Linked DNA regions of Homo sapiens: region 1 is linked to region 2. A link is an interaction called in ENCODE POLR2A ChIA-PET data of the cell type or tissue named here. Cell type or tissue: CD4-positive, alpha-beta T cell. All regions are shown on one strand. Each heading gives the region's core, and the rest is flanking DNA. Links, peaks and the distances in the headings are about the cores only.

The links. Peaks named below come from ENCODE experiments on the same cell type or tissue, not always from the same donor. Only the 100,000 strongest peaks of a DNase experiment are listed, where the experiment ranks them.
Region 1: POLR2A ChIA-PET joins it to region 2 with 12 read pairs; 12 of 35 experiments call an interaction of 5 or more read pairs at or near these places.

What each region holds. Positions count from the first base shown.
Region 1 is chr1:26,298,706-26,314,222 of GRCh38, forward strand. UBXN11 (UBX domain protein 11) reads right to left here and starts at 7,931. Exons shown (of 15, transcript NM_001389556.1): 1 at 7,887-7,931; 2 at 4,108-4,213; 3 at 2,989-3,017; 4 at 2,221-2,319. The coding sequence starts at 4,178. RefSeq lists enhancers at 3,839-5,038, 7,722-7,771, 8,172-8,261. In CD4-positive, alpha-beta T cell, for the core only: no CTCF peak of the experiment used is centred there; DNase peaks (open chromatin) are centred at 7,996, 8,416, 8,866 and 9,881; H3K4me3 peaks cover 3,154 bases; H3K27ac peaks cover 3,312 bases.
Region 2 is chr1:26,371,927-26,387,443 of GRCh38, forward strand. It overlaps ZNF683 (zinc finger protein 683), which reads right to left and starts at 824. Exons shown (of 6, transcript NM_001114759.3): 1 at 743-824. RefSeq lists a cis regulatory region at 6,112-7,005 and an enhancer at 6,328-6,537. In CD4-positive, alpha-beta T cell, for the core only: no CTCF peak of the experiment used is centred there; DNase peaks (open chromatin) are centred at 6,365 and 6,665; H3K4me3 peaks cover 499 bases; H3K27ac peaks cover 2,324 bases.

The DNA of each region.
Region 1 (15,517 bases), core at 4,804-12,803, 72 kb before region 2:
GGCGGAGGTTGCAGTGAGCCAAGATCGCACCACTGCACTCCAGCCTGGGTAACAGAGTGAGGGACTCTGTCTCAGAAAAAAAAAAAAAAAAAAAAAAGTATGAAAATGGAAAAGAAGAGAAACCTACAGGAAGAAGCAGGCCTTTTCCTTTTCTTCCCCTAGACAGTGTCCTTTCTATGTATGAAGCAGGAACCGCGGCCATCATCCTACAACCACATGAGGCTGACATGTCAAGGCAGGTTCAGTGGAAAGATGGAGAAACCTGAGCCCCTGATGATGTCTTGGAGTCACTGAATTAACACCCCTGGAGCTGCCTCTTTAGGATTTCTTTGCATGTGGGATAACAAAACTTCCTTAATGTTCTTGTTGGCTGAGGAAGGGTTTTCTTTGACTTATAGTTAAATGCATCTTAATTGACAAACATTTGGGAACTGTCTACACATGGAGTGCAGGTGAGCTCACTGGGGCACAGTGGACACAGAGGAGAATCCAGGCCAGAGGAACATCACATTGAAAAGCTGAGGGCCTGGGTGCAGTGGCTCGCACCTGTAATCCCAGCACTTTGGGAGGCCGAGGCGGGCAGATCACTTGAGACCAGGAGTTCGAGACCAGCCTGAGCAACATAGAGAAACCCTGTCTCTACTAAAAATACAAAAATTAGCCAGGCATGGTGGTGTGTGTCTGTAGTCCCAGCTACTTGAGAGGCTGAAGTGGGAGGACTGCTTGAGCCTGACAGGTCGAGGCTGCAGTAAGTAGTGATTTGCACCGCTGCACTCCAGGCTGGGCAACAGAGCAAGGCAGTCTCCAAAAAAAAAAAAAACAAAAAAAAAACCTGAGAGAAAAAAGGAGGTGGTGATGACAGCTAAGAGACAGAGCCTAGAAGCAGAGGGTAATGGGAGGGCAGCAGCTTGGTGCCTAAGAGCTTGGTGGAGGTCCTGAGAAGGAAGGAGCAGTGGACAGTATAGGACACTGCTGGCAGAGAAGTAAAATAAGATAGGCAAGTCCTCATCTGTTACCTTGGTAGGGACAGATATTGGCTGGGAGTGGGAGAGGAGGGGATGACAGGGGAAAGCAGGGAGAGGACACCTGGAGCTCTTTCAAAGAGAGAACCTGGTTGCCATGGTTACTACTGAAAGTGACCTGGCTGGGTATGGTGGCTCATGCCTGTAATCCCAGCACTTTGGGAGGCTGAGGCAGGAGGACTGATTGTGCCTGGGAGGCTGAGGTTGCAGTGAGCCATGATCGCACCACTGCACTCCAGCCTGGATGACAGAGCAAAACCCTGTCTCAAAAAAAATAAAATAAAAAAGAAAGTTGACCCCAGCCAGGGTATAGGAGATCTTGGCTTTGTGGTGAAATGGCCGCAGAACCTTAGGCCAGGCTCTTCCTGTCTCTTTTTCCACCTCAATTCCCTCCTCCGGTAAAATGGAAGGGGCCTGAGGGAGAATCATCAGGCCCTTCCCTATGGCTGGCCTCCTGATGGGCAGCCACCACACTGAGCACCTCGCGTGACAGGCGCTGGCCAGGGGCCCTCCACCGAGGAGCATCTCATTGAATCCTCCCAACACGCTGCCCTCGCTGTTCCCATGCCCACTTCACAGAGGAGGCCTCAGAGACAGAGAGATGCGAAGTTGCTTGCTCAAGATACCACAGCTAGTGAGCTAGTGGAAAGTTCTAACCTTATCCCCAGCATCCCCAGATCCCGCCCAGCACTCTGCAGGGCTCATCCCTGCCTGCCCATGTCTCCCCTTTTCTCAGACCTGCTAAATCCCCACTCTGGGAAGCCACCCTGATTAGCCCCATCCCACTTTAGGTGCCTCCATGAGCTCAGCATTGCCACAGCCCTCTGCCAAGCTAAGCAGACTGTCTAGGCGACTTTGGGCCTTGCCAGAGCCCTGCAGAAGCAGGAAGCTGAGCTCTACCCTCAGACTTCATCCCTCTCTGACCCTGAATCCTGAGCCCACTGATATCACACCTGGTAACTATAGCCACAGCCTGGCCTGGGGCTGGGGCTGGGGCTGGGCCTCGGCCTCCTGAGCTAAGGGTGGGGCTTGTGTGGCTTTATGCCAAGCCAGGTCCCTGCCACAATCAGCCAGGAGTGGAAGCAGCTGCCTCAGACCAAACAGGCGAGAGGAAGGGCCATGCCTCCCTAGGCCTTGCCCCGTCTCTGGGGCCCCCTCCTGCAGCCAGGACCCAGACCCTTCAGGCCTCTGCTCTCACCTTGCCGACTCACAGGGGCACCTATGCCGCCATAGCAGGAAGGGACTGAGATCTTTTCTTCTGAGCCACACCCATCACTCAACATGTCCACCTCATCTTCTGCAGACAGGGATGCCTAGGTCACCGCTCTGGGGCGGAGACCCAGAGGAAACTCAGGCCCTGGGCCCTCGCCAGTGTGACGCGGCCTATGCACTGTGCCCCAGGGAGTTTGAGGAGAGAGAATTCACAAGGCTGGGGAGCAAGGATCCAACCAGAATGGGGCTGTTTTGGAGTTCTTCCAGTCCTGCTCCCAGGGGGACTGGCATGGCCAATGCCAATGCCATGGTGGAGAGTTGGGGGGCAGGGATCCAAAGGCCTGAGCTACAAGAGTCAGGGTGGCAATGTGTGGACAGGCCTCCCGGGAGAAAGGCTGTCACACTGGAGGAGGCTGGAGGGGGAAGGGGGGCTGGGATCCAAACCCCTGGGCTGGGTAATCTCTTGGCCCTCACTTGGTTTCTAGGCACACACTGGCCAGTCCCACAGTGGGTCAAGGGGTTCAAATGTGAGTGGCAACATCTGTGCCAAGGGTATGGGGCCTCCTAATCTGAGAGCTTCCAGGAGGGAAGCCCAGCCCTCAGGGAGGACAGCATGGGAGCTGCACAGAACACGGTGGAGGCCGCTGCTCCAGCTGACAAGGGCCTTTCTCGTGTGATTTCTCTCCATCGGTCCAACTGTAGGAGGTGCAAGCACATGAGAGGCGAAGAGGGCACGAGGGCGGGGCACACTTACCATCTCCATAGATGCGGATTCCTCGCCTCCTGGGAACCCAGGCAGGAAGAAGGAAGAAATATAAGTTAGGGCCCCTGGAATGATACCAGGGATAAGGCTCTGGGCACCGGACTTCAGCCAAAGCTCAAAGAGATGGAAGCAGGGCCTCTAACTCCTGAGGACTTCCAGCCCCAAATCCCAGCCCCAGCCTGGGGTGAGACAAGGGACAGGCTTCGAGGTGTCTGACTTCACCCAGTGGAGAAGGATGGGGAAGGGGTGAAGAGCAGAGTCTTAGGTGGGAAGACTACAAGGCTTGCAAAGCCCATGAGCTCAGCCCCAGCTCTGCTCTGCAAAGGCTGTGAGGCCTGTTGCTTAACCTCTCTGAATCTTCTAGGCCTTAGAATGACTCAAAGTGGGGCCAGGCGCGGTGGCTGGTAATTCCAGCACTTTGGGAGGCCGAGGTGGGCAGATCACGAGGTCAGGAGATCGAGACCATCCTGGGTAACACAGTGAAACCCGTCTCTACTAAAAATACAAAAAATTAGCCAGGTGTTATAGCATGCGCCTGTAGTCCCAGCTACTGAGGCTGAGGCAGGAGAATCGCTTGAACTCAGGAGGCACAGGTTGCAGTGAGCCAAGATCGTGCCACTGCAATCCACAGCCTGGGCGACAGAGCGAGACTTGGTCTTTAAAAAAAAAAAAAAAAAAAAAAAAAAAAAGACTCAAAGTGGTATTCCAGAGAGCAAGAAGGAAGAGAGGTAAAAAATGTTTTGAAAACATGAAAGTGCTAGACAGATGTAAAAGATTCCCTTTACTGAACCCCACACAGGGCCTGGCCCAGGATAGGTCCGTAGACCATCTGTGTTTGCAGAATTAATCAATGAACAGTGAATGAACAGATGGGATGCCAAGCCACTCCTACAGGGCCCATACCTTACTAAAAGCACAACCCAGTTTATGCTCAGATCCAAAGTTGGGTGCCCCAGAAGAAGGTATAAAGAAAAAGACAGTGGTCAGGGAAGGCTATGTGGCCCTTCTTTGTATTCCCCAAGACACTAGGAGTCACTGTCCTCTGGCCATGGAAGGATAGAAGAGGATACAGAGGCGGGGACAGAAAGACCCCTGAGGCTGGCTCCTTACCCAGGATTCATAGGCTCCGAGGGCAGGGGCACTTTTCGGGTCTTGCTAAGGGAGGCCAAAGGTGAGCTCATAGTTCTACTTCTAGAATCCAGCTGTCAGGAACTCCCTAGAGGAATGCAGGAAGTCAGCCCCTGGGGACAGACTCAGGGCTCCAAGCCCAGGGGGTAGCCTGAAGTTTCCACTTCCCTGGCTACTCTTCCTAATGGGAAGCGCTGTCTAGGCAGCAGTACCTTTTGCCTCTTCCACTGTCTCCACAGAGGTTTCTGGAAGTTTCTGTTATCTGCCTGCTCCTCTGGGTATACGGCTTTCTGCTCTGAACTGAGAGACCTTTGGCCTGGTGGTGCTTGGGAAAGTACTGTGAGGGTGGGATGGGATGCAGAAATGAGTCAGAAGCCTGGAACTTTCCCAAACTTAGAGCCTGAAAATGCTACTACCCAGGAGGCTGTCCGTCCATCAGCCAGCTGGGTGACACAAAGCCCAAGTATCTCCTTCCCTCCCACCAGAAACCAGGTGCCACTCCCAACATCTCAGAGCCAGAGAGGCCAACCCACAGGCAGGATTCAATCAAGACACAGGCCGAGGTGGGTGGATCGCCTGAGGTCAGTGGTTCGAGATCAGCTGTCCGACATGGTGAAACCCTGTCTCTACTAAAAACACAAAAATTAGCTGGGCGTGGTGGCGTGCTCCTGTAGTCCCAGCTACTTGGGAGTCTGAGGCACGAGAATCGCTTGAACCCAGGAGGTGGGGAGGATGCAATGAGATGAGACTGCACCATTGCACTCCAACCAACCTGGGCAACAAGAGCGAAACTCCATCTCAAAAAAAAAAAAAAAAAAAAAGACACAGTCCATGTGACACCAAGGTTAAGATGCCAGGTTTTGCCACTCACTGGAGTAACCCACCCTCAGTTTCTTTTAGTATAAAATGGGGGTCGTAATAGTACTGGCACAGGCAGGGTTCTGAGCAGATTCAGAGATAACAGAGAAGGTCTAGCCCAGCGCCAAGCTCAAAGGAAGCACTGAAAAATGTGAGTTGGGGCTGCTGTTGTTTTTGCTGTTGCTGCCACATAGGAAGCACTCGTAAATGTTAGTTTCCTTTCCTTTCCTCTTCCTTCTGGAAAAAGGAGTGCACCTGAAGGACATAATCGAAGGCTACTACTCTATTCAGTAAATGACCTCAGGTGATCCGCCCCCCTCGACCTCCCAAAGTGCTGGGATTACAGGCATGAGCCACTGCACCCAGCCTGGACCAAATTTTTTAGGACAAATCCAAGAAGTTCCACTTTGAAGATGTCTGGTTCTGGCCTCAACCCTACTTCTGAAGTCAGTCAGCAAGGGAATCTATGCTGCCTGGAGGCAGCCTCCAATGCCTTCACTGCAGAGTTTGAGAATCATGCCCTGCCCCTTCCTTGGAAGGAGCCCTCCTCAAGGATCAGGCCCAGAGTTTCTTCACCCCCAGCATCCAGCCTCCCAAATCTGTCCCCACCCTGCCCCAGCCCCTGCCCTGTCTGGGCAGCCTCACGGGTTGTATGGCCAAGGCTCCCTTCATTAGTTCCCATGTGCTACCAGAGAGATCTTAAAACATAAAGCAGGCCGGGAGCGGTGGCTCATGCCTATAATCCCAGCACTTCTCACCCACAGAAAAAAATTCAAAATTCTGGCCAGGCACGGTGGCTTACACCTATAATCCCAACACTTTGGGAGGCCGAGGAGGGTGGATCACCTAAGGTCAGGAGTTCAAGACCAGCCTGACCAACGTGGCAAAACCCCATCTCTACTAAAAATACAAAAATTAGCCGGGCTTGGTGGCAGGCACCTGTAATCCCAGCTACTTGGGAGGCCGAGGCAGAAGAATTGCTTGAACCCAGGAGGCGGAGGTTGCAGTGAGCAGAGATTGCGCCATTGCACTCCAGCCTGGGTGACAGAGCAAGACTCCATCTCAAAAAAAAATTCATAATTCCTTGATATAGGTGACCTGGTCCCTGCTTATGTCTCCTGACCTCATCTCCCATCTTGCCGCCTCCCACACTTGAGCCACCTCAACTTCTAGCAATGCCTCAAATGCATGTGTATCCCCCCTGCCTCAACCTCAATCCCCCCACTCCCAGAACGGTCTCCCCACTCCTACCTGCACCCTTCCCTTGGCCAGCTAACTCTTTTTTTTCCCCTTCAGTTTGTTTTTCACTTATATTTTAGCTTTTTATTTGAAAATTATTATAGATTCACAGGAAATTAGGAAAATAGTACAGAAAGATCCTTTGTATCCTTCACCCAGCTCCCCTCAATACTTTTTTTGTTTTGTTTTTTGAGATGGAGTCTCGCTCTGTCGCCCAGGCTGGAGAGCAATGGCGCAATCTCGGCTCACTGCAACCTCCGCCTCCCAGGTTCAAGCAATTCTCCTGCCTCAGCCTCCCAAAGTGCTAGGATTACCGGCGTGAGCCACCCCACCTGGCCCATCTCTATAATTTTCTTACTTCAAAAAAGTTACACAAATGGAATTATACAGTATGCAACCTTTTTCATAAAACAGCTTTGAGATATAATTCACATATTTCACCTTCTTACAGTGTAATTTTCTTTTTAGTATATTCACAGAGCTGTACTACCATCACAATTTTAGAACATTTTCGTCAGCCTAAACAAACCCTGTACCCTTTGGCAGTCACCCCCAATTTACCCTCCAGCCCCCACCCCTTTTCCAAGGCAGCCTTAGGCAACCACAAATCTACTTTCTGTTCTATAGACTTGCCCACACTGCACATTTCATATAAATGGAATATATACTAAAATATACTAAAAATTGAAATTTACACTTTAAAGGAGTGAAGTATGTAATACGTGAATTATATCTCAATAAAGCTGTCATGGGAAAAAAAAACAAAACTCCTAAACCAAATCCAACATTTTCGTCAAACTCACTTCCTCCCACTTCCCCCTTCTTAATGGGACCCCATCACCCAACCACATTTTTTCTCTCCTTCCTTCCCTCTTACGCCATCTTGCCTCTTACATCAAACCCTGCAGGCTAAACTCTCTCACATATAGCTGCCCCTTTCCATGGCCACCGTCGGCCGTCCTAGTGGGACTCTCACTGCCCATTCTGGGGGCTGTCACATGGCTCCCAACTGACTTCCCTACTTCCAGTGTCACTCCAGTCCAGTCCGACACATTGTCTCCAGGTTAATCTTCTCCCAGATTACAAGGGCCCCTGAAGGCAAAGGCTGCATTTCCCTGTCCGTTTGGGGGGACTCCTGAGGGCAGGGGCATATCTCTTTCTCCTTCAGATTAGGGAGCCCTGAGGACAGTCGCCTAACTCCTTCACTTTGGGGCTTCCAAGGGCAGGACTGTGACTACCCCTCAGGCCAAAAGGTCCTTAAGGCAGAGTTGTCACCCACTTCAGACCTGGCTCTGAGAGCAAATCTCTGCACCATGCCTCTACATCTTTGGAACCAAACTCAGTGCTGTGCTTGACTCACAACATTCTTCTTCACACCTCCTCGGCCTCTCCGTCATCCCCAGAGCCCAGAGCTCTGGCGGGGACACGGTCCGGCCCGCTGCCAGGACTCCCTAATGCCCCCAGGACGCGCTCAGGGAGCGACGTCTATCACGATCTAACCCAGCCCTGGAGGCCGTGTCGCCTCCTTCCGCCTCCACGCGTAGTCATGGTAAGCAGGGTCTTGAACCTCTCCTGTGGGAGCCGCGGAGCTCGCAGGCCCTCGGGGCTCGGGCTCCAGCCTGCGTGGGGACTCCAGGGGCAGAAAGGTCTTAAGCCAGACTCACCACGCAGGGCCGCTAGCCGTCCCGCAGCGCCGCCATCTTGTTGTCACGCGGTTTCCTAGGCGACCAGGACCCGTGCACTTCTCATTGGCTAGTTTGAGGGAGGCCTGAGCAACCTGCAGACAGCGAAGGTGGATACAGTCGCCTGTGCTCGGATTCTATTGGCCCACAGAGTCGGTATTCTTCGCGGGCGAATCCCAGAATGCACCGCTCTGAGAGGGCTCCAGGTCCGGGGCGGGGTGGGGGGGGGGGGTGGTTCGTTCCTACCCTCAGGTGCGGGAGGAAGGAGCCTGGGATTAGGTTAATGAAACTGCTGGCAGCCTCACATTCAGGACCTGAATGTGTGATCCCGACAGTGCCGCTATTTTGCTAAATTGATCTTGGGAGGAATTATCCCTCTTAGCTTATTTCCCCATATGATCAGTATTGTAACACGAAGTACTGTAATACTTCACGGAGGCTGCTTTGAGGATGGATTGCAATGATGCAAGTACTTAATAAATGTTTCCTAAATCTGAGTTTCTGTGACAAATCCTTGACCAGATTGGCGCCCGGAAGGGCGGCCCAAATTCTAGTTCCCTTGTGTTAAGAGTTGGGTAAGACAATTTCCCCTCCCAGAGCCTCATCTGTAAAATTGTGTTGGATTAGACTCAGTCACCAAAACAGCTAAAGGCAGTTAAGACCACGAACTTTGGAATTAGGAGTCCTGGCTCCTTACTGTGTGTTCTTGGGCACTTTATACACCTTAGTTTTTATATCTGTAAAACAGTGATAATACCTACCCCCACTGGGTTGCCGTGAGGATTAAATAAGGTAATGCAAAGTACACGATTTTAAAGGGGAAAGCCGAAACAGAAACACCTGTAGAGAGCACTTTTTCAAAAACGTTTCCTGCTGTTAATCATCATCATCATCTCTTCACCCTTTCAGCTGTGATGGTCTGGGAGTTTATGATTTCTGATCTCAGGCACTCACTTCTTTGTGCCCAGGTTCAAAAGCCCTTTCTCTGCACAACCCAAGAGTGTTTTTCTGTTGCTTTTTTTTTTTTTTTTTTTTAATTTTCCGTTTGACTTTCTAGCCTACCACATTCAGGGAAGGGTAGGCTCTGCTCACTGCAACATCCGCCTCCCAGGCTCAAGCTATCCTCCCATCACAGCCACCAGTGTAGCTGGGACTACAGGTGTGCACAACAACGCCCAGCTAGTTTTTGTATTTTCTTGTAGAGACGGGGTCTTGCCATGTTGCCCAGCCTGGTCTCAAACTCCTGAGCTCAAGCCATCCGCCCATCTCTGCCTCCCAAAGTGGACAGCATTCTTTATATGCAAATTGGAAGCTAAAGAGAGCTACTACTACTGAGTGCCAAGTACCAGATGGTAACATGAAATTTACAGATGAGGGCCGGGCGTGGTGGTTCACGCCTGTAATCCCAGCATTTTGGGAGGCTGAGGCAGGCGGATCATCTGAAGTCGGGAGTTCGAGACCAGCCTGACCAACATGGAGAAACCCCGTCTCTACTAAAAATACAAAATCAGCCGGGCATGATGGCGCATGCCTGTAATCCCAGCTACTCAGGAAGGCTGAGGCAGGAGAATCGCTTGAACCTGGGAGGCGGAGGTTGCGGTGAGCTGAGATCGCACCATTGCACTCCAGCCTGGGCAACAAGAGTGAAACTCTGTCAAAAAAAAAAAAAAGAAAAGAAAAGAAAAAAGAAAAAAACAGATGAGAAAACAAGCTCAGGGTAGTACAGCGGCTTGCATAAGATTATAAAGGCAGGAAGCAGAAGTGGATTCAAACCCAGAACGGTCAGCCTCAAGAGTCCACGCTCTTCCTAGAAACTTTCACTCTGGTAAACAAGGCAGGCATAGATAAGCCAAGGAAGAAGGTGGTACAGACCTACTGCCAAGGGAGGAGTCTGGGCGGAAAGTGTGACTGGAGAGTGGACATAGGAAGAGCTCTCTTGTTGCTGAGCTGCTCCCAGAAAGTTTTCTGAGGTTTTAGGTATATGAAGATGAGAAAGACTGAGATCATGTCGGGGCCAAGTGTTTTTTGAGGTTGGACCCATGGTCAGGGTGAGTAGCAACTTCATACTGTCACCTTGCTCATGGAGATAAGCAAGCGTGGGAAGCAGGAGCTCTGGTCTCATGAGCCCTGCTGTGGTCTGCCCTCTGATTCCTGCCTCAGCAAGAACCAGATCGTGAGTGGCATTTACCCAGGCACCAGGATTTACCCCATCCCTTCTTCCCACCCAGGGCCTGGCTGTAGATTCCGCAGCAGGCAGACACTCAGTAAACATCTATTTCCTGGGAGGAAAATGGGAGCCCTCTAACCTGGCAGGCCAGTCGTTTGATTTTTTTTTTTTTTTTTTTTTTGAGTCTTGCTCTGTCACCAGGCTGGAGTGCAGTGGCACGATCGTGGCTCGCCACAACCTCCACCTCCCAGATTCAAGCGATTCTCCAGCCTCAGCCTCCCAAGTAGCTGGGACTACAGGCACACGCCACCATGCCCAGCTAATTTTTTTGTATTTTTAGTAGAGACGGGGTTTCACGATGTTGGCCAGTGTGGTCTCCGTCTCCTGACCTTGTGATCCGCCCACCTCAGCCTCCCAAAGTGCTGGGATTACAGGCGTGAGCCACTGCGCCCTGTCCCGAGTCAATTGATTTTTTTTTTTTTTGAGACAGAGTCTCACTCTGTCGCCAGGCTGGAGTGCAGTGGTGTGATCTCAGCTCACTGCAATCTCCAACTCTCTGGTTCGAGCAATTCTCCTGCCTCAGCCTCTGAGTAGCTGGGATTACAGGCAAGTGCCACCACCCCCAGCTAATTTTTGTATTTTTAGTAGAGATGGGGTTTCACCATGCTGGCCAGGATGGTCTCTATCTCCTGACCTCATGATCTACCCGCCTCAGCCTCCCAAAGTGCTGGGATTACAGGTGTGAGCCACCGTGCCCTTCTGGTTTGATTTTTTTTAAAAAAATAACATTTATTGGGAAAGTCAGAGCCTTATTATAAAAATATACAATTTCACTGGAGAAACTTGGAAAATAATAAGAGCCATCATTTGTTGGGGATACATTGTACTGTGGACCAGCATAACTTAACAACTCTATGAGGCTGGGCTCTGTCGTTTAATAGCTGGCTGTTCCTGCTCAAGATACTTCACTTGTCAGAGTCTCAGTGTCTACAAATGTAAAGTAGAGATACTAATAGAATCTACCTCCTAGGATTATTGTACAAATTAAATTTTCCATAATGAGGCACCGGCCCCAGCATGAGTGGGGACAACAGCTGAAAAAAATATATACACTATTTTAAAAATTCCTATAATGTTGTTGCATTATTGCTCCTGAAAAGGTGTTCTTCTTTTCTTTCTTTGCTCATTTATTTATTTTTAGAGACAGACTCTGTCTATGTTGCCCAGGTTGGATTTGAACTCCTGAGCTCAAGGGATCCTCCAGTCTCGGCCTCTCAGCCTACCAAGTAGCAGAGACTATACCCTCTTGCCACTGTGCCCGGCCCAAAAAGGAGGAGTTTTTGGCTGGGCACAGTGGTTCACACCTGTAATCCCAACATTTTGGGAGGCCGAGGTGGGTGAATCACCTGAGATCAGGAGTTCGAGACCAGCCTGGCCAACATGACGAAACCCTGTCTCTACTAAAAAATACAAAAACTAGGCCAGGAGCAGTGGCTCATGCCTGTAATCCCAGCACTTTGGGAGGCTGAGGTGGGTGGATCACCTAAGGTCAGGAGTTTGAGACCAGCCTGGCCAACATGGTGAAACCCCATCTCTACTAAAAATACAAAAATCAGCCAGGTGTGGTGGCATGCGCCTATAATCCCAGCTACTTTGGAGGCTAAAGCAGGAGAATCACTTGAACCCAGCAGTCGGAGGTTACAGTGAGCCAAGGTCGCATCACTGCACTCCAGCCTGGGCAACAAGAGCAAGACTCCATCTCAAAAAAAAAAAGAAAGAAAGAAAAGAAAGAAATACAAAAATTAGCAGGGCATGGTGGCGGTCGCCTGTAATCCCAGCTACTCGGGAGGCTAAGGCAGGAGAATTGCTTGAACCTGGGAGGCTGAGGTTGCAGTGAGCCAAGATTGCGCCACTGCACTCCAGCCTGGGCGACAGTGCCAGACTCTGTCTTAAAAAAAAAAAAAAAAAAAAAGGTGTTTTTTCAAAAACAAAATTATAAAAGAAACCAAGAGTCTAAGCTCATCTGATTTTTTTTTTTTAACCTATATTTCTCTTCCCACATCTTAGAAGGTCTGGAAATCTCTGAGGTCTCCAGGCTCACAAGACTTGAGTGTTGTGAGGGCCTTGGAGACCCATCCGACCACTTCCAAGCTGGAAGGATTCCCTCTGGACTTCTGAGATGGGGTCGCCCAGCCTCATCTTGATCGCATCCAGTGGTGGATATTCAGTCTGATGATGGTGCAAAGGCCCTGGCCTGGGAGGAGGGAGGTCTTGAACAAGGCTCTTTCTGGACCTGTTTCCCACCTGCAGGGTGAGGAAGTAGACCCCAGCTCTGGGGCTAGATGGTTCTGGAAGTCTCTATTCTTTTTTTTTTTTTTTTTGAGACAGAATCTCACTCTGTTTTCCAGGCTGGAGTGCAGTGACGTGATCTCAGCTCACTGCAAACTCCAGCTCCCAGGTTCAAGCGATTCTCTGCCTCAGCCTCCCGAGTAGCTGCGATTACAGGTGCCCACCACCATGCCCAGCTAATGTTTTTGTATTTTTTAGTAAAGACAGGGTTTCACCATGTTGGCCAGGCTGGTCTTGAACTCCTGACCTCATGATCCACCCGCCTCAGCCTCCCAAAGTGCTGGGATTACAGGCATGAGCCACCATGCCCGGTGGAAGTCTCTATTCTTTTTTTGAGATGGAGTCTCACACTCGTTGCCAAGGTTGGAGTGCAGTGGCGCGATCTTGGCTCACTGCAGACTCTGCCTCCCGGGTTCAAGTGACTCTTCTGCCTCAGCCTCCCGAGTAGCTAAGATTACAGGCACGTGCCACCATGCCCAGCTAATTTTTGTATTTTTAGTAGAGACAGAGTTTCACCATGTTGGTCAGGCTGGTCTGAAACTCCTGACCTCGTGATCCGCCCGCCTCGGCCTCCCAGAGTGTTGGGATTACAGGCATGACCCACCGCACCCAGCCACAAGTCTATTCTTGAGAGTGGACAGAGTCTGCTTTGCTTTTAGGTCATTTCCTGAAAGAGCCTTACAGTTATGACCCCTCTGAGGTTAAAGAGTTTATTGAGTTCTACCAGCTCAGGAAGTAAAAGGTAAATAATAAAGGAGTTCCTCCAAGTCTCTTTAGCAGAATACAAATCTAGCTATCTCTTCCACCTTCTCCCTTCTCCACCCACATCACCACCACCTTAGACGAAGCCCTCATCATCTACAGCTTAGCCTGATATTTAGAGCCCTCCTATTTTGGGTTCCGCCTTTCTCACGTTCCAGAAACCGTCATGTTCTCCCCTACGTTCTGGCCTCTCCTTCCAATGAGAACATCCTCTCTTGCCTTTTCCATTTGGGAAAATTCCCACTCGATCCTTCAACAAGTTCAAATGTCCCCTCCCCCATGAAATCATCTCTGGTTCATCCCCACTCCCCTGCAAGCAGAACCACACTCTAAAATCCACTGTCTAAAAGCCCTGCTGCCATTATAGCATTTCTTTTTTTTTGAGACAAAATCTCTTTCTGTCACCCAGGCTGGAGTGCAATGGCAGGATCTCAGTTCACTGCAATCTCCACCTCTGGGTTCAAGCGATTCTCCTGCCTCAGCGTCCTGAGTAGCTGAGATTACAGGTGCATGCCACCACGCCCAGCTAATTTTTTGTATTTTCAGTAGAGACAGGGTTTCTCCATGTTGGCCAGGCTGGTTTCAAACTCCCGACCTCAGGTGATCTGCCCGCCTCGGCCTCTCAAAGTGCTGGGATTACAGGCATGAACCACCACGCCTGGCCCATTATAGCATTTCTTCTTCAGTTTTGTGATTTTCGTATGGGTCTCCCTGCTGGACTATAAATTCCTCAGGGGAAAGGACCCTCACTCATTCACCTTGCCTGACACACAGTAGGTGTCAATAAATTAATTAAAAGAGTGAATGAGGCTGGACACAGTGGCTCACGACTGTAATCCCAGCACTTTGGGAGGCCGAGGTGGGCAGATCACCTGAGGTTAGGAGTTTGAGACCAGCCTGGCCAACATGGAGAAACCCTGTCTCTACTAAAAATACAAAAAATTAGCTGGGCGTGTTGGCATGCACCTGTAATCCCAGCTACTCAGGATGCTGAGGCAGGAGAATCGCTTGAACCTAGGAGGTGGAGGTTGCAGTGAACTGAGATCCCGCCATTGCACTCCAGACTGGGCAACAAGAGCAAAACTCTGTCTCAAAAAAAAAAAAAAAAAAAAAAAAAGAGTGAATGAGCAAAAGACTGAATGGATAGGTGGGTGCGTGGATAGGTGAATGAATGGGTGGATGAAGATTCACCTTGGATGCTGTATGATGCTACTGAATCCCAGCCCTGTCTCAGTGAGGATGAAAAATTCAAGGCGGATCACACTGTGACGTGTGCTATAACTCTCTTCTCCTTCCTCCCTCCCTGCTGTATTCCATTCTATCATTGACCAAGGACATTTGGAGAACCTGGCCTATGTGAGACTGTGCTAGGCCCCAGGGACAGTCATCAAAAGACACTGTGGAACTGGGATGGAATTGTGATCTAAGGTGCTTTGCATGCCTGGTCTTCTCTTGTTCTGCAGGTCTCAGCACACACATTTCCTCTGAGTGGTCTTTCCTGACCACTGACCTAGAATATATCCTCCCCACATTTCACTTCTTCTTCTTCTCACATTACCCCCTTGATTTCCTGATGCCATTTGTGAACATCTGAAATTACCATTGTTTTTTATTAGTCTTCCCCCACTCAAATATCAGCTCCATAATAGCAGGGACCATGTCTTTATGTCACTGTTGTATTCCCAGTGCCTAGTTCAGTACCTGGTACACAGCAGGCACCCAATAAACACATTCTGCTCTAATAATACTTTCTTACGATCTTTACTTCACTTCACTAATTTTCTCTTCAGTTGTGCCCAATCTGATGTTAAACCTATCCACTGAGTTCCTAATTTTTATTACCATATTTCTCAGTTCTAGAATTTCCATTTGGTTCTTTACTATAATTTTTTTTCTTTTTTTTTTTTTTTTGAGACTTAGTCTTGCTCCATCGCCCAGGCTGGAGTGCAGTGGCACGATCTCGGCTCACCACAAGCTCTGCCTTCCAGGTTCATGCCATTCTCCTACCTCAGCCTCCCGAGTAGCTGGGACTACAGGTGCCCGCCACCATGCCTGGCTAAGTTTTTGTATTTTTAGTAGAGATGGGGTTTCACTTTGTTAGCCAGGATGGTCTCGATCTCCTGACCTTGTGATCGACTCGCCTCGGCCTCTCAAAGTTCTGGGATTACAGGTGTTAGCCACCGCGCCCGGCCGGTTCTTTACTATAATTTCTAGTTCTCAATCTTGTCCTGCTGCTCAGAGGGCAGAAGAGGAAAATGTCTTTAAGTAAGCATAGTTATTTGAAAATTTGATTGATTATTCCATTATCTGGATCTTTTGTATAACTTTCTATTAT
Region 2 (15,517 bases), core at 3,601-11,600:
GTCTTAAAAAAAGTTAATAAATAAGGAAAAGACATGTCTAGATACAAAAAGGGAGACCTCATAGGCCAGAAAGTGGCTTTTTAGCCTGAGCAATGTCATTATTCTTGTGAGCATGAGAAGAGGCATCACCCCTGCGGCCTTACACAAATTCTGGTGTGCGTGAGTCTGGCCCAGGGTGCAAAAGCCCCAACCAGCCATCAATCTGCACCCCAGCCACGCCACCCTGGTGTCCCAGAATATACAGGGACATCTCAGGCTGTGCACCATGGGCTGGGGCATGTTCCTGGGGTTTCTCTGCCAGCTCAGCCCCTAGGGCTGTGACTCATCCTCCACATAACTGATCCCAACATGTTTGTGAGCATCTCAAGGACAGGGTCCTCTGTCTACTCATTTTGGTTTTCCATGTAGACATCTGTCAGGTTTTTTTGGACGCCCAGCCTCTGAAACTTTTCCCCTACATGAGTCTTGAGGGAGGCAAAAGGTACCTCCCATTATAAAAGCCGAAATGGCCAAATACTTAATTCCAACCTCCCTCACCAGCACTTCATGCAGGCATACATGGACTAGGTCGATCAGATGTCCCCACCCAGAAGGGGTGACCCGCACACCTTTGGCTTCCATCTGCCAGCTCTGCCCTCTCCTGGCATCACACTCTGCTCCCAACTCTCAGAACACCTTGCACAACTTCTCTGTTAGAAAAAAATAAAAACTACTTCCCCTCTATCCGCACTTCCCAACCTACTCTGGTGATCATGGGCTTTCCTTGGCTTGGGTCTCTGGTCTGGGTCAAGGCATCTGCTCAGGTTCCTCAGTTAGAAGACCATGGTCCTCCCTTTGTGCTACCTCCCCAGGGCATGTGGGACAAAGTGACATCACATTTAGGCCTGTGACATCACAGGGCATGGAGGCTGACAAGACAGATGATCTGGGAGACGAGAGCAAGGAAGGGCTTGGCAGGCAGAGGCTGCTCCATGTGGGAACCTGAGGGAGTCTGTCTTAGCCCACCTCCTGGGACATTTCCTTGCCAAGCCGAGTCTTGTGAGCATGAGAAGAGGCATAACCCCTGTGGCCTCACACAAATTCTGGTGTGCGTGAGTCTGGCCCAGGGTACAAAAGCCCCAAGCAGCCATTAATCTCCACTGCAGCCCAGTAGACTAGCAGATCAGAAGCTAGTGCCACTGGCTGAGCGCAGTGGCTCACGCCTGTAATCCCAGGACTTTGGGAGGCCGAGGCGGGCAGATCACTTGAGGTCAGGAGTTCAAGACCAGCCTGGCCAACATGGTGGGACCCCATCTCTACAAAAATACAAAAATTAGCCAAGTGTGGTGGCACGTGCCTGTATTTCCAGCTACTTGGGAGACTGAGGCAGGAGAATTGCTTGAACCCGGGAGGCGGAGGTTGCAGTGAGCTGAGATGGCTCTGCTACACTCCAGGCTGGGCAACAGAGTGAGGCTCCATCTCAAAATAAAATAAAATACAATAAAAAAAGCCACTGGTCCTGAGGTGGCAGGTCTGTGGAAACTCCTCTCTACAACAAAGGCTGTGGTACCACATCCGGCTTCCAGGGCAGTGAAGGAAAGAAGGGGGTTCAGGGGAGGCTGCAGAATCTGTGCAGGGCTGGTCCTGGGGTGTGATATTTGGCCATGGTCCTGTCTACTTCCAGCCTCCCTTGATCCATCCTATTCTCCAAGCCTTGCTCTCCAGCCTTCTCAGACCTCCTGCGAGCTTTTCTAACATCTTTTAAACAAATTCCTTCTGCTTAACTCCTCCTGAAATGGTTTTTGTAGCTTACAACTGATAATTCTGCATTATACATGCCCAGAATAGAAGATAAAGTAACAGGGTTCCAGCTGGAATTGTCCAAGGAACAGAGTAAATAGCCACCTTTACAAACAGCTTTCTTGCTGTGTCTGGCACTGTGCTAGGGGCTTCATAAACTTTATCTCATTTAGTCTTCACAATAAGCCTGTGTGGTGGATTTTATTATTAGCAGCTCATCCAGAGTCACACAACAAGTAGCCAAGAGCTCTTTAGTGGTAAACCTCAGACTCTGCCATCTCTTGGCCATGTCAGCTTCCCCCACTACGACAGCCACCCCCTCATTTCTTTCTTTCTTGCTCTCTCTTCCCACATGCTGTTCCCAGTCCTTCCCCCAACTCCTCAGTGGCCCCCTCAGTATCCTTCAGCGTAATGGAGGGGCTTAGTTCACCAAAACTCTACTCCCTAAAAGGAAGAGCCCTCTCAGACCCCCAGGCCACAAGCCCGCCTCCCCTGCTGTCTTGCTGGGAATCACAGGGAAGTGAGGGGCACCGAGTGAAGTTTCCTCCCCTCCAAGGCACTTCCCCACACACCTTTGGCTTCCATCTGCCAGCTGTGCTCCCTCCTGGCATCACACTCTGCTCCCAGCTCTCAGAACACTTTGCACAACCTCTCTGTTAGAAAAAAATAAAAAAGGAAATGGCCTTGGAGATTTCCAGGTCTCCAATCCTGAAAGCTCCCTGGCTTGGCTAGGAAATGCCCCAGGAGGTGGGCTGAGGACAGACTCCCTCAGGTTCCCACGTGGAGAAGCCTCTGCCTGCCAAGCCCTTCCTTGCTGTCATCTCCCAGATCATCTGTCTTGTGTCATCCATGCCCTGTGATGTCACAGGCCTAAATGTGATGTCACTTTGTCCCACATGCCCTGGGGAGGTAGCACAGAGGGAGGACCATGGTCTTCTAACTGAGGAACCTGAGCAGATGCCTTGACCCAGACCAGAGACCCAAGCCAAGGAAAGCCCATGATCACCAGAGTGGGTTTGGGAAGTGCGGACAGAGGGGGAGTAGGGAGCTGACTCCAGGTGCAAGGGGCACATTCGGGAGGCCTCTGAAGAGGAGGTGCCTCCACATTAGGGGACAAGAGCTGGAGGGGCTGGGTCCTTGGGCTCCCGGTGCTCACTGCACACTTTCTTCTTCCTTTCGTTAGTTGCAAAATAATACATACTAGTGGTAAACATTTCAAACAACAGAAAATGTAAAAACGAAAAATGGAAGCTCCTCCTCCTTCGCAATTTCCCAGTGGTCAATGTGAATTGTTTAGTGTTTACCCTTCCAGACATTTTTCTATGAACCAACAAACAGGTAAATTGATTTTTTTAATTGCTTTTTTTTTTCCTAAGGAATGAAGTGACTTATTGAAAATGAAAGTACACTCTGCAGTGTGGGAGCAGGCCTGAGCATAGGGGCTCAAAGGCCCCATTACAGAGTTTTTGAGAGTTTAAATACCTTCTGCTTGTGGTACGCCCTATGTAAATGAAGAGAATGAAGTAAAGTTACAATGTCATGTACTCAGGGAGAAGCTATTTCCTGTCAGAGCTGAAGTGTGAATTGGCCTTATGTTTCCTGCCTCCAGCCCCTATTTTCCTGCCTCATCTCCCCGCTAAGAGATGTGATTGTGGTCCCCGTAAATCTTCACGGGAGGCAGAGGGACCGATGGTCTTTTTCCTGGGACTGCTTCATGCTGGCATGGGGCGTAGTCCCTACTTATTGGGGATCATGGAACCCTCACCTTGTTCTGTCTAGTGGAGGCAGGGTAGCTTCTTGATGGCCAGGGGTGGTGTCTTCACCTGGACTGGCTGGAGCCTTTGTTGCATGATCATCTGAAGCTTGATGGCCTCCTTTTGCTGGTATGCCAGGTTTCTGGGCTCTCTTTCCCTGAGCGGCCCTTCCTCCGGGCTGGCTGGCCAAAATATGTCACTGGTGGGGGGTGTCCAGGTTCTTGGCATCTTGAACAAAGAATTGGACAAAAAGCAGAAACAAAGCAACGAAGAAATGAAGGGATTTATTGAAAATAAAGTACACTCCACAGTGTTGGAGTGGGCCTGAGCATAGGGGCTGAAAGGCTAAATTGTGTTTTATACAAACATGGGAATATATTGATGCACATTGCTCTTCCGGGTTTTCTTTTCTTTTCTTTTCTTTTTTTTTTTTTTTGAGACAGAATCTGACTCTGCCTCCCAGGTTGGAGTACAGTGGTGTGATCTTGGCTCACTAGCAACCTCTGCCTCCTGGGTTCAAGCAATTCTCCTGTTCAAGCTGGGACTACAGGCATGCGCCACCAAGCCCAGTTAATTTTTTTGTATTTTTAGTAGAGACGGGGTTTCACCACATTGGCCAGGCTGGTCTCAAACTCCTGACCTCAAGTGATCCACCCACCTTGGCCTCCCAAAGTGCTGGATTACACTTTGGGAGCCACCATGCCCAGTCTCTTCTGGGTTTTCTAATAATCCATTGTGGGCATCATTTCATGCCCTGAACATACCTATCTGCCTCCTGCTTTTTCCTGACTATATAATGTTCCATTGCAGGGTTGTGCTTAATATGTAGCCTTCCCCTGTTGGTGGACATACGGGTGGGATCCAATTTTCCCCTTTCTACACAAGGCTGGAAAAGACCTCCAGACAGAGTCAGTATGCGGAATGGTTAAGAATACGAGCTCTGCTGGATTTAATCCCAACTGGGTAAACTTATGGCAAATCACTTAACCTCTCTGTGCATCTTTCCTCATCTGTCAAATGGAGATAATAATAGCACTTGCCTCATAGAATTATTTCCAGGTTTCCTCAAGATAATCCATGTAAAGCCCTTAGGATGGTGCCTGGCCCAAAGCAAGCACTTGACCAATGTGGATGACTATATTGTACATTACCCTTTACCTAGTTAGGCAAGCATCTGCAAGTCAGCTTCTTAAAAGTGTTAAAATTTTGATGGTTATTCCTGACCCATTTTGGAAGATCGAAATTTGGGCAGCACAATTGGAGAGATTAACTACATTTAGTTTTCTTGCTTTATTTATTGACCCTTCCCTGGTTGGGGATCATTGCTCTCATTCAATGCAGTCTTCTCCTACCCCATCCACACACCACAATAATAATAGCTCTTGGCATGGGAGCCCTCATTATATGCCAGGAACCATGCAAAGCCATTCCACACGCTTTGTCTCACTGGATCAGCAGAGTGACTCTGGGAGATGAATGCCATTATTCCCATTTTAGAGGCAAGAAAACTGACACTCAGATAAGGAAAATGACTCACTTAAGATCAGATGACCTGGCTGGGCGTGGCTCATGCCTGTAATCCCAGCACTTTGGGAGGCCGAGGCGGGTGGATCACCTGAGGTCAGGAGTTCAAGACCAGCCTGGCCAACATGGTGAAACTTTGTCTCTACTAAAAATACGAAAATTAGCCGGGCATGGTGGTGGGTGCCTGTAATCCCAGCTACTTGAGAGGTTGAGGCAGGAGAATCGCTTGAACCTAGGAGGCGGAGGTTGCAGTGAGCTGAGATCGTGCCATTGCACTCCAGCCTGGGAGACAAGAGCAAAACTCAGTCTCAAAAAAAAAAAACCAAAAAACACCACATGACCCCAAAGTGGAAAGCATAGAAACAGAGAGTAGAAAGGTCTTTACCAGGGGCAGGGGCCTGGGGTGTAAGGGAAATGGGAGATGAAGGTCAAAGGGTACAAAGTTGCAGTTACTTAGAATGAATAAGTCTAGAGCTGTAACATACAGCATGAGGATTATAGTTAGTAATATTATATAGTAGACATTTGCTAAAAGTAATTTTAGGTACTTTTACCGCACACACACACAAAAGGTAACTGTGAGGTGATGGATGTGTTAAATTGCTTGACTGTAGTAATCACTTTACTGAGCATATGTGTATCAAAACATCATGTTGTAGATCTTAAATATATACAATTTTAAAAGAAACACATGACCCAAGTTGAGGTTGTAAGTCCCAGAGGTGAGGGAGAGCTTAGGGAAGACTTTCCAGGCATTTGAAGAAGTAAAAAGTGCCACAAATATGTTTGGTAGAAGGGGCTCCCAGAAAAATTAAGACAAACAGAGGCCATCTTGAAACGAGCTGCAGAATTAGCATCTGGTACCCTGCAAGAACGTCATTCATTCACATATTTATTTGCCTTTTCTTTCTTCCTTCCTTTCTTTCTTTCTTTCTTTCTTTCTTTCTTTCTTTCTTTCTTTCTTTCTTTCTTTCTTTCTTGTTGTATTTTGGTAGAGACAGGGTCTGGCTGTGCTGACCAGGCTAGTCTCAAACTCCTGCCCTCAAACAGCCTCCCAAAGTAATTCACATATTTATTAATTACCAGCTATGTGTCAGGCATTGGACTATTTTCTGGGAATACAGCCCATAGAAATATGACTCAGACCTTGGAATTACATTCCGGCTATCAAGAAGCTTGCTGGATGTTGTGAAATGGAAAGTAATGTACATCTGAGCTTATTATTAGGAGGGTAGGGGCTGGAGGAGCAAAGTAGAACTGGGGGTGGGGTTGGCTGACTCATGCACCAAGAAAGGGAGACAACGGAACCACAGCCAGAAGCCCCACTTCCTCCCTGAAAACCTTAAAAACTTCTTCAACCCATATCCATTGCCACCTCCAACCTTGAGGCCAGCCAGCTGACTTCCCAGTCAGCTCAGCACATGGGTCCAGGACCTCTGTCACATGGACACTTTTGAGAGGCACCAGGTAAGGACCCCAGGTCAGGAAGGGATCTGGGACGTCACTGGCTTAGAGGTTAAGCAGCTGTAGGGTGTGCCTCCACAGGCAGAGCTGAGGGTGGGGCTGACAGTGCTCTTGCCTGGCTCTGCTCTGTGGTTGACACCTCCCTCCCTCTGCCTGACACCCACATGCTTATCTCCCCAGACAGCCCAGCTGTCAGTCTGTCAGATGCATTTGAGTTGGCCCTTGGCTTCACACCCCAAGGTGGGGAAGAGATCTTGAGTTAAGGCGTGCCTGCTCTTACATTTGCAGAAGGGGCCTACAGACACTCTTGCGTCTTCCCCTGCACCCATCTGTGACCTTCCAATCCTTCTGTGGGTAAAATTGCAGATGCATCTTCAAATGATATCCAAGGTCATGCCACTTATCCTCAACCATTCCAAGAGAATAGGAGACAAGAGGTCACCTTGCTTGGATTCAAATCCAGCAGAGCTAATGTAATCTGAGCCACTGTGCAAAACTGCCCACCATGTACATGTATGTCCTTTCCAGCCTGGTGTGGAACGGGGCAAAATTAAAGTCCACCTATATGTCTACCATTAGAGGAAAGCTACATATTATGTACATCCATGCATCAGAATACTATGCAGCCAGGAAAAAGCAGGAGGTAAATTTACTCAATGCCTCCTACATGCCAAATCTCTTTATGATCATCTTATTTAATCGTCCTCAAAATTCTCCAAGTTGGCCAGGCATGGCGGCTCACACCTGTAGTCCAAACAATTTGAGAGGCCAAGGTGGGAGGATAGCTTGAGCCCAGGAGTTTGAGACCAGCCCGGGCAACATAGCAAGACCCCCTTCCCTACAAAAAATAACTAGGCATGATGGCATGGGCCTGTAGTTCCAGCTACCTGGGAGGCTGAGGCAGGAGAATTGCTTGAGCCCTGGAGGTCAAGGCTGTAGTGAGCCATGATTGTGCCTGCCACTGCACTCCAGCCTGGGCAACAGAGTGAAACTTTATCTCAAAAAAAAAAAAAAAAAAAAAAAAAAACTCTCCAAGGTAGGAATTTTTAATGTCTCCATTTTATGGATGAGCAGACAAGACTCAGCAAGGGTATACCAGGTAGTATCAACTCAAATGCCTACAGTGGCCATGTAGTTAACATAAAGTGATCCAAGAATAAGTATGATAAAATTGTTTCCTGACACTCAGTCTTGGTTTCAAGCTTCCAACAGGGAAGGGTTGGGACTGAGGCAAACCAGAGAGCATGGTCCATTCTTAAAGATCAGCCACTACTCAGAATAATCAGGGGCCAGTGTTGCCAGTCTTCCAACTTTTCCAGAGAATCTGAAAATCAGGAGTTGTACATGAAATCTCCATATTTTTTAAAAGAATGGCTCCAATGTCTTTTTTTTTTTTTTTTTTTTTTTTTGAGACAGAGTCTTGCTCTGTCACCCAGGCTGGAGTGCAGTGGCATGATCTCCCTATTGGAGATCATGGAACTCTCACCCTGTACTGTCTAGTGGAGACAGGGTAGCTTCTTGATGGCCAGGGGTGGTGTCTTCACCTGGAACTGGCTGGAGCCTTTGTTGCATGATCATCGGAAGCTTGATGGTCTCCGCCTCCCGGGTTCAAGAGATTCTTCTGCCTCAGCCTCCCCAGTAGCTGGGAAGACAGGCACGTGCCACCACGCCCGGCCAATTTTTCTATTTTTAGTAGAGACGGGGTTTTGCCATGTTGGCCAGGCTGGTCTCAAACTCCTGACCTCAGGTGATCCACCCGCCTCGGCTTCCCAAAGTGCTGGGATTACAGGCGTGAGCCACTGCGCCTGGCTCTCCAATGTCTTAAAGTAATGTGTATGCCAATCAGAATAGGTCTGTGTGTCAGATTCAGCAGCCTCTGCCCAAGGTCCCAGAGCCTAAGACCTTTCCACATTTCTAGCTGTCTCCAAAGCCATGGCCTTGACTGTTTTCACTAAACACTTAAATAATGTCAAATCTTCACAAACTCTTCCAAAAAACAGAAGAGGAGAGAACATTTCCCAACTCATCCTATGAGACCAATATTACCCTGATATCAAAAAACAATGACAGGCTTGCTGCAGTGGATCATACCTGTAATCCCAGCACTTTGGGAGGCCGAGGCAGGAAGATTGCTTGAGCCCAGGAGTTCAAGACCAGCCTGGGCAACACGGTGAAACCCATCTCTACAAAAAAAATTTAAAAATTAAAAAAAAAAACAAAGATCATAAGAAAACTACAGACTAATATCTCTTGTGAGCACAAATACAAAAATCCACAACAAAATAGAAGCAAGCAGAACTCAACAACATATAAAAAGGGTTATACATCATGAGTGAGTGAGTTTTATCCCAGAAATGGTTTAACATGCAAAAATCAATTACTATAATATACTATGGCAGTGGAATAAAGGACATGATCATCTCAATAGGTGCAGGAAAACGATTTGACGAAATCCACCACTCCTTTTTGGGATAAAATACACTCACCAGGCCAGGTGCAGTGGCTCACGCCTGTAATCCCAGGACTTTGGGAGGTCAAGGTCGGTAGATCACCTGAGGTCGGGAGTTCAAGACCTGCCTGACCAACATGGAGAAACCCTGTCACTACTAAAAATACAAAATTAGCTGGGCATGGTGGTGCATGCCTGTAATCCCAGCTACTTGGGAGGCTGAGGCAGGAAAATCGTTTGAACCCGGGAGGAGGAGGTTGCGGGGTGAGCTGAGATCGTGCCATTGCACTCCAGCCAGGATAACGAGAGTGAAACTCTATTTCAAAAAAAAAAAAAAAGACGACTCACCAAACTGGGAATAGGGAACTTCCTCACCCTGATAAAAGGCTTCTACAAAAAGCACACAGCTAAGATTGAATTTAGGATGAGAGGTGAGTTGTTTTCCTCTTCAGATCAGGAATGAGACCATATCCACCCTTACCACTTCTATTCAACACTGTCCTAAAGGTTCTAGCCACGGCTACTAGGCAAAAAAAAAAAAAAAAAGAAAGAAAAAAAAAAAAGAAAAAAAAAGGCACCCAGATTAGAAATTAAGAGGTAAAACTGTTTGTATATACAGAGGACATAATCTTGTACATAGAAAATCCTGAGGAGGCCCGGCTCGGTGGCTCATGCCTGTAATCCCAGCACTTTGGGAGGCTGAGGCAGGTGGATCACCTGAGGTCAGGAGTTCAAGACCAGCCTGGCCAACATGGCAATAAAAATACAAATATTTACCGGGCACGGTGGCGGGTGACTGTAATCCCAACTACTTGGGAGGCTGAGGCAGAAGAATTACTTGAACCCAGGAGGCAGAGGTTGCAGTGAGCCGAGATCACGCCATTACACTCCAGCCTGAGCAACAAGAGTGAAACTCCATCTCAAAAAAACATAAAGAAAGAAAGAAAATCCTGAGGAATCCACAGAAACCTATTGAAACTAATGCAAGGTTGCAGGATACAAAACCAACAAATGGTGCTAAGAAAACAGAATACCTACATACAAAAAGAGTTGTATCCCTGGCTGGGTGCAGTGTGGCTCATGCCTATAATTCCAGCACTTTGGGAGGCTGAGGCAGAAGGTTCGCTTGAGCTCAGGAGTTTGAGACCAGCCTGGATAACATGGCAAAACCTCTTCTCTACAAAAAAAAATACAAAAATTAGCCGGGCGTGGTGGTGTGCGTCTGTACTCCCAGCTATTTGGGAAGCTGAGATGGGAGGATCACTTGGGCCTGGGAGGTCAAGGCTGCAGTGAGCTGTGGTTGGGCCACTGCACTCTAGCCTGGGCAACAAAGCAAGACCCTATCACAAAAAAAAAAAAAAAAAAAAAAAAAAAAAAGTTGTGTCGGTTTCTCTTATCATATACAAAACTAAACTCAAAATGCATCGTATACCTAAATGTAAGAGCTAAAACTCCAAAACTCTTAGGAGAAAATATGGGAGCAAACCTTTCAGACCTTGGGTTAGACAAAGCTTTATTAGACACAACACAAAAAGCACAAGCAACAAAAAATAAAGTAGGAAAATTGGATTTCACCAAAATTAAAAGCCTTTGTGCTTCATAAGATTCAATCAAAGGAAGTGTAGGATAGCTGTATATATATTTTTTAAAATAAAAATAAAATAGGCTAGGCATGGTGGCTCACTGAGCGAGACTTTGTCTCAAAAAAAACCAAATAAATAAAATAAATAAATAAATAAAATAAAGGAAAATAAGCATTGTTGGTGGCCGGGTGCGGTGGCTCACCCCTGTAATCCTAGAACTTTGGGAGGCCAAGGCAGGTGGATCACGAGGTCAGGAGTTCGAGACCAGCCTGGCCAACACGGTGAAACCCCGTCTCTGCTAAACATACAAAAAATTAGCTGGGTGTGGTGGCATGCGCCTGTAATACCAGCTACTTGGGAGGCTGAGGCAGGAGAATTGCTTGAACCCAGGAGGCAGAGGTTGCAGTGAGCTGAGATTGCATCACTGCACTGGGCAACAGAGACTCTGTCTTGAAAAAAAAGAAAAAGCAAGTGTTGTTGGCAAGGATGTAGAGAAATTGGAACTCTCATACATTGTTGGTGGAAATGCAAAATGGTCCAAGTGCTATGGCAAAACAGTTTGGTGGTGCCTCAAAGGTAAAGAATTAGCATATTCCACTTCTAGCATATACCCAAAATTGGAAACAGGTACTCAAACAAGCACATATGCATTCGTGTTCATAGCAACATTATTTGAAACAGCCCAAAAGGTAGAAACAGCCCATATGTCCATCAACAGATGAATGGATAAATTGTAGTGCATACATACAGTGGAATATTCATCCATAAACAGGAATAAAGTATTGATACATGCTGCAACGTGGAGAAACTCCAAAACATTATGCTAAAGCAAATAAACCAGACACACAAAAAGTCACAATTGTATGCAATTGTATGATTCTTTTTTTTTTTTTTTTTTTTTGAGATAGAGTTTCATTCTTGTTGCCCAGGCTGGAGTGCAATGGCGCGATCTCGGCTCACAGGAACCTCCGCCTCCTGGGTTCAGCGATTCTCCCGCCTCAGCCTCCCAAGTAGCTGGGATTACAGGCAAGCGCCACCACGCCCAGCTAATTTTGTATTTTTAGTAAAGACAGGGTTTCTGCATGTTGGTCAGGCTGGTCTCGAACTCCTGACCTCAGGTGATCCACCCATCTCAGTCTCCCAAAGTGCTGGGATTATAGGCTTGAGCCACCGTGCCTGGCTAATTTTGTTTTTGTTTTTTTTTTTTTTGAGATGGGGTCTCCCTTTGTCACCCAGGCTGGAGTGCGGTGGCACAATCATGGCTGCCTGCAGCCTCAACCTCCTGGGCTCAAGCAATTCTCCCACCTCAGCCTCCTGAGTAGCTGGGACTGTAGGCATGCACCACCACACCAGGGTAATTTCTTTTTTTATTTTTAGTAGAAACAATGTCTTGCTATGTTACCCAGGCTGATCTTAAACTCCTGAGCTCAAGCAATCCTCCTGCCTTGGTCTCCCAAAGTGCTGGGATTGCAGGCATGAACCACCTTGCCCAGCCCTAAAATGGTTGCTTTTAAGTTATATTAATTTCCCCTAAATAAATTATTTTTTGAAAAAGAATGTGAAAAGACAACCCACAGAATGAGATAAAATATTTTCAAATCATATCTGATAAGAAACTTGTATTCAGAATATAAAAATAACTCTTGCAACTCAATAATAAAAGACAAACAACCAAATTTAAAAATGGGCAAAGGATCTGAACAGACATTTCTCTGAAGAAGATATACAATTGGTCAATAAGTACATAAGAAGATGCTCACCATCACTAACCATCAGGAAAATGCAAGTGGAAACCACAGCGAGATACCATTTCACACCTACTAGATGACTACAATTGCACAAAAGAAACCAAAACAGAAAAAAACACAAATGTTAGCGAGATTACAGAGAAATTGGAACCCTTATACATTGCTGGTAGAAATATAAAATGGTACAGTCACTATGGAAAACAGATGGGCAATTCCTCAAAAAACTAAACAGAGGCCGAGTGCCTGTAATCCCAGCACTTCAGAAGGTCAAGGCAAGAGAATTGCTTGAAGTCAGAAGTTTGAAACCTGCCGAGGCAACAAAGTGAGACTTCATCGCTACCGAAAAATTTTAAAATTAGCAGAGTGCAGTGTCATGTGCCTGTAGTCCCATCTACTCGGGAGACAGAGGTGGGAGGATCACTTAAGCCCCAGGAGTTTGAGGATACAGTGAGTTATGACTGTGCCACTGCACTCCGGCCTGGGTGACAGAGCAAGACCCCGTCTCTGGGGAAAAAAAAAGGTTAAATGGCTGGGAGCCATGGCTTGTAATCCCAGCTACTCGGGAGGCTGAGGCGGGAGAATCGCTTGAACCCAGGAGGCAGAGGTTCCAGTGAGCCGAGATCGCGCCATTGCACTCCAGCCTGGGCAACAAGAGTAAAACTCTTGTCTCAAAAAAAAAAAAAAAAGAATCATACAATTGCATACAATTGTGACTTTTTGTGTCTGGTTTATTTGCTTTAGCATAATGTTTTGGAGTTTCTCCACGTTGCAGCATGTATCAATACTTTATTCCTGTTTATGGATGAATATTCCATTATATGTATGCAATACAATTTATCCATTCATGCCTATGCCGAGGCAGGAGGATTGCTGTGCCCAAGTTTCAGACAAGCCTAGGCAACATAGTGAGACCCTGTCTCTACAAACAAATTTTAAAATTAGCCAAGTGTGGTGGCACACACCTGTAGTCCCAGTTACTTGGGAGGCTGAGGTGGGAGGGTGGCTGGAGCCCGGAAGGTTGAGGCTGCAGTGAGCTATGATCATGCCACTGCACTCCAGCCTGGGCAACAGAGTGAGACCCTGTCTCAAAAAAAAAAAAAAGTATTGATACATGTTACAACATGAATCAACAGTGAAAACCTTTATGTTAAGTGAAAGAAGCCAGACACAAAGGCAACATATTATGTAGTTCTATTTATATGAAATGTACAGAATAGGCCATCCTGGCTAACACGGTGAAACCCCGTCTCTACTAAAAATACAAAAAATTAGCCGGGCATGGTGGCGGGCTCCTGTAGTCCCAGCTGCTAGGGAGGATGAGGCAGGAGAATGGCGTAAACCTGGGAGGCGGAGCTTGCAGTGAGCCGAGATCGCGCCACTGCACTCCAGCCTGGGCGACAGAGGGAGACTCCATCTCAAAAAAAAAAAAAAAAAACAGAAGAAAAAAAGAAAAAGAAAAGAAATGTACGGAATAGGGAAATCCATAGAGACAGAAAGTGGATTAGTGGTTGTTGCCAGAGGATGTGGGTTGGCGGGGGAGGGGAATGGAGACTGCATTATTTAGCATGATGAAGATGTTCTAAAATAAATTGTGGTGATAGTTGCACAACTCTATGACTAGACTAAAATCTATTGAATTGTACACTTTAAATAAATGAATTGTATAATAGGTGTATTATATCTTAATAAAGCCGTTAAAGAAAGGTAGAGAGAGAAAGAGAGAAATAGAGGAATATTCCTGCTCTCCTTACACTTGACTGCCTTCCTAGGGTTCCCCATAAACGCCTCCTGCTCGAATGGGAGCTCTAAGAAATGAGGGAACAGCTGAAGTTTCCACCAAAACCTATATGTCAGCATCCCCCACACAAAAAGCAGACCCTGGGTCAGGTAATTCGATGAAAAGCCACAGGCTCTACAGTGGCAGAAATGGTGGTTTGGCACTCAACATTCCTTCCTCCTCCTAGCGTGGCTTCCCGGACTGCACAGATGGAAAGTGAAAAACTACGTTTCCCAGACTCCCCTTGCAGCTGGGGCTCTGGATGTGAATGTGGATCTGCTAATCTAGATACATTTGGGTGAGATTTGGAAGGTGGAAGAAAAGAGGTTAAAGGCTTCGGATCAAAGCCATTTCTGCAGCAGTGTCAGCAGAAGTCTTAGGGTAAGGATTTGAAGCAACTTTTTTTTTCTTGTTTTTGAGATGGAGTCTCACTCTGTTGCCCAGGCTGGAGTGCAATGGCGTGATCTTGACTCACGGCAACCTCTGCCTCCTGGGTTCGAGCGATTCTCCTGCCTCAGCCTCCCGAGTAGCTGGGATTACAGGCATCCACCACTACGTCCGGCTAATAAAGTTGTTTTTAAAAGTTGCTTCAGCCTGGGTGCAGTGGCTCATGCCTGTAACCCCAGCACTTTGGGAGGCCGAGGCAGGCAGATCACCTGAGGTCAGGAGTTCGAGACTAGCCTGGCCAACATGGCAAAACCCCATCTCTACTAAAAATACAAAAATTAACCGGACGTGGTGGAGGGCACCTGTAATCCCAGTTACTCGGGAGGTTGAGGCAGGAGAATCACTTGAACCCTGGAGGCAGAGGTTGCAGTGAGTAGAGATCGCACCACTGCACTCCAACCTGAGCGACAAGAGCAAGATTCCATCTCAAAAAAACAAAACAAAACTTTAATGGAGTATAATAGATATACAAAAAATTGCTCATATTTAATGTGTACAGCTTGATGGGTATGGACATATGCATATACTTGCAAAACCATCACTACATTCAAGGTAATAAACAAATTCGTCACCTCCAAAGGCTTCCTCGTGCTGTTGTTATTATTGTTGTTGTTTTGTGGTAAGAACACATAACATAAGATCTAGCCTCCTAACAAAAAAAAAATTCTTTTTGAGACAGAATCTCACTCTGTCTCCCAGGCTGGAGTGCAGTGGCACAATTATGGCTCGCTGGTGCCTCGACCTCTTGGGCTCAAGCCATCCTCCCACCTCAGCCTCCCTGGTGTCTGGGACTACAGGCGTGTGTCACTATGCCCAGTGGATTTTTTTTTTTTTTCTTTTTTGAGATGGAATTTCACTCTTGTCACCCAGGCTGGAGTGCAATGGCACGATCTCGGCTCACTGCAACCTCTGCCTCCCGGGTTCAAGCGATTTTCCTGTCTCAGCCTCCCCAGTAGCTGGGATTACAGGCACCTGGCACCACACCCAGCTAA